2 separate regions of the Homo sapiens genome follow, and region 2 is linked to region 1. Evidence: chromatin loops called from intact Hi-C (ENCODE). Cell type or tissue: dorsolateral prefrontal cortex. All regions are shown on one strand. Each heading gives the region's core, and the rest is flanking DNA. Links, peaks and the distances in the headings are about the cores only. Region 1 overlaps MEIS1 (Meis homeobox 1). Region 2 overlaps MEIS1 (Meis homeobox 1).

Region 1 (2,927 bases), core at 329-2,828:
GAGAAACAAATGGCAGTGGGAGTGTAGCCAAGTGGAGAAACTCAGGGCCGGACAGACCTGGCACCAGCACTAAGTAGCTGTGTGCTGTTGGTGTGTTTTTGACCTGGCCAACCCTCAGCTTCTTCATCTGTGAAAAGGAGCTAAGCACAGCCCTTACTCAGGGGGTTCACCAAGAGTACATGAAATAATGCCTGTAATGCATTTGTTGTACTGACAAATAATGAGTTTGAATGAGCTATTGTTTAAAATGATTCAAAAATGACACTTCAAAGTAAAGCATGAGTTTTCTCCCTTATCTACTCCCAAGGGCCTCCTGTCCTGTTTTTGTTTTGTTTTTTGTTTTTTGAGATGTCTGTTGCACAGGCTGGAGTGCAGTGGTGTGATCTTGGGTCATTGCAACCTCCACCTCCTGGGTTCAAGTGGATTCTCCTGCCTCAGCCTGCCGAGTAGATGGGATTACAGGCGCCTGACATCACGCCCAGCTAATTTTTGTACTTTTAGTAGAGATGGGATTTCCTCATGTCGGGCAAGTCCTGACCTCAAGTGATCCACCCACTTTGGCCTTCCAAAGTGCTGGGATTATAGGTGTGAGCCACTGCTCCCAGCCCTGGTTTTCTTAATGGCCATTTTTGTATTTCCTCTTATAAGCATGGTCTTCTACTGAGAGAATCAATATTCAGAGGATTCATTAATAGCTGTTCAACATAATTTTAGCATCCTTCACGAATGTTAATCCATTTAGGAAGAGGATATAAGTAATCACTAATTTGGAATCTAAACTGTATGTCTTAAACGTATATACTTTAAAATATTTCTGTAACATATGTGTAGCTAATGAAGAATATATCTAAAACATTGTTATTTTATAAATTTGTAAGCAACTTTAAAAAAAATTCCAAATACAAAGGACTATGCAGTTTCTTAATATAAGTATCTGACTTCTTTATTTAGTGTTTTCATTTTCTATTTAATTGATATTTAGGAGAAATTAAAAGATCAGATAAGTGAGGCAGGGAGGGCATTTTATTTTATTTTATTTTATTATTTTTTATTTTTTATTTTTTTTTGAGACAGTCTCACTCAGTCACCCAGGCTGGAGTGCAGTGGCGCAATCTCGGCTCATTGCAAGCTCTGCCTCCCGGGTTCACTCCATTCTTCTGCCTCAGCCACCCGAGTAGCTGGGACTACAGGTGCCCACCACCATGCCCAGCTAATTTTTTGTATTTTTAGTAGAGACGAGGTTTCACCATGTTAGCCAGGATGGTCTCGATCTCCTGACCTTGTGATCCTCCCGTCTCGGCCTCCCAAAGTACTGGGATTACAGGTGTGAGCCACCGCACAGGCAGGGCATTTTAGTATTGGTCTCTTATAATTGGCTATAAAACAATGTCTTTACTACTGTGTATTATAAATATAGTCTTAGTACAAAAAACAAAGATTGTTATGAAACATTATCCAGCATTCTACTTTTCCTTCCACACCTATGTCATTTTCATGTGCTAAGGTTACATTTATAGATTCCTACCTGACACCTCCACTGGCAACTTCTTTTAACTGCTGTTGGATATACAGAAATCAGAGAGATTGTCTGCAGAATGACTCTACTGGGCCCCAGAAAAAACAAACGCTAAACAAAAAATGGAGCCCATTTAGTCTGAGCAACTAGGCAATATAGGAGTGTTGGTGGAGAATTAAGAAAGCGGATGGAAATCCTATGACTCTACTGATGATGCTCCAAACATTTCTGGCTTCTTAGCCAGTCCCAACACCACCCTTCCTTCTTTTGATTCCAGCATGTGCGAGGATGCAGGACTCAACTACTATGCATTCAGGCTATGTTCTGCGACTGCACGGTGCACTGCTTTTGTAATGCAAATAGGAGGCACAAAGTGTCTCTTTGATAATGTGCAGTCAGAAGACAAAAAAGCATTCACTGAAACAGTAAAACTAATTCATAAAGCTGAAAGACAATAGGGAAGCATTATGGATTTTTTTAAAGGAAAAAAGTATCCTAGATCAATGTAATTGTCACAGTGTAAGCTATTCACAGTCAATGCAGGAGGGGAAAATGGCTGCAAGTTTATTTAAAGTGGGAGAAGTTTTATAGGCAAAAAACCATTATGTTAAACAAATATAAATATATTTGGTTAACAAGTTTCTGCTTAGTCTCTTAGAGGTCAAATATATAGCTGGTTATTTTCATTTAGATCCACAGTATTCCCTTAGTGACAAAAACTCAGTAGAAGTTTTAAAAGAGCACAGAGATCTAATAGTTAAAAACCATATGGTAGATTTTTTTTTTTTCTTTAAAGGGAGTATCTCCCCATCACATACCAGAGTTTAGCTCAAGGTCAACTTATATTAATGCATTAAACTTAGCTGTGGAGGAGGCAAAGGGCTGGAGGAAAAAGGATAAAAGAAGTTCTGAAATTGTTCTTCCAACATATTCAGCCAAGCAACAGAACATTGCCTGGATAAGGCTTATATTGGACAGTTGCCATAATTCCTCCTGTTAGATCAGCTCCTCTGGTACCTATTCCCATACCTTTTAAAGTATAGCATGTAACATTTTGCTTGAAAATTGCTTCTACCTCTATTGCTTTGTTATAGCCGTTTTGCAGTTTCGGTATAGAGGCAGTTCTGTGTCACAAGAAATTACTAATCTGAGGCTTGAGAAGGGGCAGTGTAGCCTTCCATTATCTCACCAGCAAGCTCTGTACAGGATTATTTTCAAATTTTCTGCTGCCATTACAATGTGCTATTAGAGTGGCCAAGGTGGTGAGGGAGGGGATGTTATTGAAACTTGGTTACCAGGGTAGATAAGATAAACTTCATCACTTTCTTGGCATCCACATTTGTAGCCAAGGGTGGAAATTTTGATGAAAGAAGTACATTTGGTCAAAGATATTAAGGTGTAAAGCTGGATA
Region 2 (2,927 bases), core at 255-2,754, 79 kb before region 1:
GCCCCAAGCAACTCACAACTTCACAGATATGTATGCATAATCAGATGCACATATTTTATTTTAAAAATAATAATGATGTTGTTTGGTGTAACCGCATATAGTCACAGAGATAGGTTATTGTAACTGAACTTCTCTGTCCATGGATTTGGGGGGAGTTCGTTCTGATTAGGGCTGTCTTACATATTTATACTAGAAGAGTTCATGAGCTATTTCTGATACTTAGACTTTAATCATGCTTAATGAACTGAACTAAGCATAATTCTTGTTCTGTTTTTGTAACTTTGTGGATTTCTTCTAATGCTCAGTTTCATGTGACTACTCATTCTTAAATGCTAATACACAAAAATGCTAATTCAAGAAAGGAGCACAAAAGTTAGATTTCACTTCAGAGAAGTGCATTCAGTATTCATAGGCCTTCTGGAGGAGCAAGGCTGTGAGAAGAATGATATTAGGTGAAAAATATTGGCTCCTACCTTTGGTGAACACACAAATTTAAACATATAGGTTGCACAAAATTTGGATAAACTGAGGTGGAATCCAACATTTCTTGCATGAATTCCTGTATAATGTGGCGATAGCTGTGAGAAAAGAGGAGCCCAGCATCTAAGGCCCAACACAATGAAAATGCAATGAATCGGAATGCCTCACAGATCATAGCGGAATCAGAATTTCCAGCAAGGAAAATCTTTTCATGGTGAATTAAGTGGTGGATGAAGAAAAATGGTGATGAAAAAAGGTAGGCACAGATCACAAACACTGGGCTCAGGGCTCACTGCTGAAGATTTAAGAACCTTAGCTAAAGCTATGCAGAATAGAATGTGGAAAATTGAATTTACTAAACAATTAAGCATTGAATTAATCTACATCCTGCACAGTAGAAAAGTGGGGGAGGGAGCAGAGCAGAGCTGAATAAATCAGTGGAGCTCATTAAAAGATAGTGAATATATCAGGTCTGTTGTAGCATAAAGGAGGACAGCTTCCTGTATAACAAGGAATAATTCTTTGGTTCTAAGTCACCTTTTTGGAGTCCTAGTCTTAATCAGATTAACAAACATGCTTCTGATGAGGTTGGTCTGTGGCTCTGTATTTTAGCTTGTTATCGCTAGCTTTTCTATTAATTACCAGTCAGATCACCAGTCAACAATAGTAGTGAGGGACAACATAAATAAAATGAGAGTGCCCAGGAGATGTCACTCGCAGGATCTCATGCATCCTGAAACTCCCACGGGTTCCTGCAGCCTCCCACATGTCTTGCTGGTCTTTTGTTCAATTACAGTTAATGCAATAGTTTGCCATTTTCTCTTTCTAATTATATTTTCAAGTGGGATTTGTAGCACATAGAAAAACATCCTTTTACATGTCGAGGCACCGGGGTTTTGTGCCTGGCATTGTCTGTCCCCTGGGTGCTGTACCATTCTTTCTGCAGAGCTCTGAATAAACAAGTCCCCCTTTTAGAGCTGCAGTTGTACAAACTGAAAATTTATGCATTAACTGTTTGCATTCTGAGCGTGTGTTCCAGATTACGTCTTACAGCATTCTTCTGGTATGCTGCAGAATGCGTGTGTGCAAAAAGCACTTCTTTCACAGTTCACATATCTTTCAATCTCAGAATCAGCAGATCAATTAGCACTGTTTTTGAGAATATGCATAATGGGTCATATTATACATGAGTCAAACATACAAATGGCATATCTTTCTATGACTTTATTTTCATTTTTCAGGCTGCATTAATCTTCTGGCCAAGATTATAGAATAAGTGACAGTGATGCATCTTGTTCAGAAACAGTGACTCTTTCCCTTTGATTCCTATACAGCATGCCTCTTAGATGGGATCTTTACTTTTCTCTCCCTGGGTGTCTGAGACATTTTGATCTCCTCAGCCCTTCTTATCTTCTCCAGGGTAGGAACATAGTTTTCTAGAAATAAGCAAAGAGCTCTTTGATTTCGCTAGGCATACTTAATGATATTGGAAGGGTCAGCAAACTCTACTACTATATAGTCATGAAGCCTGACCTTATATGATTGAAATGATGTATACATATTTTACATACGAGATGATCCTGTTTTCCCACTAATAATCTTGAAGATAAATATCACTTCCTAGTGAAGGACCAGCTTTGTATTTTGCATCATTCCTACTGTGCAGGATGACCAGTGACTCATGAGGCTGTTTTTGAAAGCTAGCACTAAAAGCTAATTAAAATCTTTTCTGGTGATAAAGAGAGATTTGGGAGAGGTGTCGCCATGATTGTTTTCCTCAAGAATTTATTTTACAGCCAATTTTTCCTATCTGAATGTTACTTTCAAATGCACCCAGTGATAAGAAGCAACATCTGTTTTCCGTTCAATAGTACAAGAAGGCTCTGCATGGGGCTGAGTGTACACAGTCCATGTGAATCTATTGTTATTCTCATTCCTTTTTTGTGCCTATGCCTGGTCCATTTGCCATGTACCATCCGGCAAACAGCTGACACATACTAGCTATTATGGACCCAGGCCTAATTGTGAGGTCTTAAAAGCTCTGCCATGTTTGTCTTCTAGGATGAATCAGAGGCCCCTATAAACCACAGTGTTATAGACCACCACTCTCATTTTGCATTTCCAGAGTAGCAGACTGTTGTGCCAGAGGGTTTGTTGATGTTGAAAATATAGTCAGAATCAGTGGCGGCATTTTGTTTTCCTCTTTGCCTGGAATGTTTTTGTTTTCCTTAGTAATAAAGCATGCAATTACTTACAGAATAACTATTTGTAGATATTATTTTAGCTTGGAAGCAGAAACTGGCAAATTATAAATGTGCCAATGCAGCTCTGAGCTGGAACCATGGTTGAAGGGGGATGGGAAAGGTGGCATGGTTATGTGCTCCAGCCCTCCATGGCTTTGTCATTATGCCATGGGATCCTACCAATAAGGGTTCACAGATGCCTCT

What was found. Hi-C counts contacts between places; a loop is a spot of excess contacts. Peaks named below come from ENCODE experiments on the same cell type or tissue, not always from the same donor. Only the 100,000 strongest peaks of a DNase experiment are listed, where the experiment ranks them.
Region 2: a loop joins it to region 1, with 2.3 times the contacts of the local background. A loop is called at or near these places in 1 of 110 quality-filtered maps.

Annotation. Positions count from the first base shown.
Region 1 is chr2:66,539,991-66,542,917 of GRCh38, forward strand. All of the region lies in intron 8 of MEIS1 (Meis homeobox 1), which reads left to right. Among named protein-coding and RNA genes, the nearest start is that of LINC01798, 33 kb to the right of the region's middle. In dorsolateral prefrontal cortex, for the core only: no CTCF peak of the experiment used is centred there; a DNase peak (open chromatin) is centred at 1,831; H3K4me3 peaks cover 1,103 bases; H3K27ac peaks cover 2,500 bases.
Region 2 is chr2:66,461,152-66,464,078 of GRCh38, forward strand. The region is part of intron 6 of MEIS1 (Meis homeobox 1); the gene reads left to right. Among named protein-coding and RNA genes, the nearest start is that of MEIS1-AS2, 22 kb to the left of the region's middle. RefSeq lists an enhancer at 1-2,809. In dorsolateral prefrontal cortex, for the core only: no CTCF peak of the experiment used is centred there; a DNase peak (open chromatin) is centred at 1,277; H3K4me3 peaks cover 1,651 bases; H3K27ac peaks cover 2,500 bases.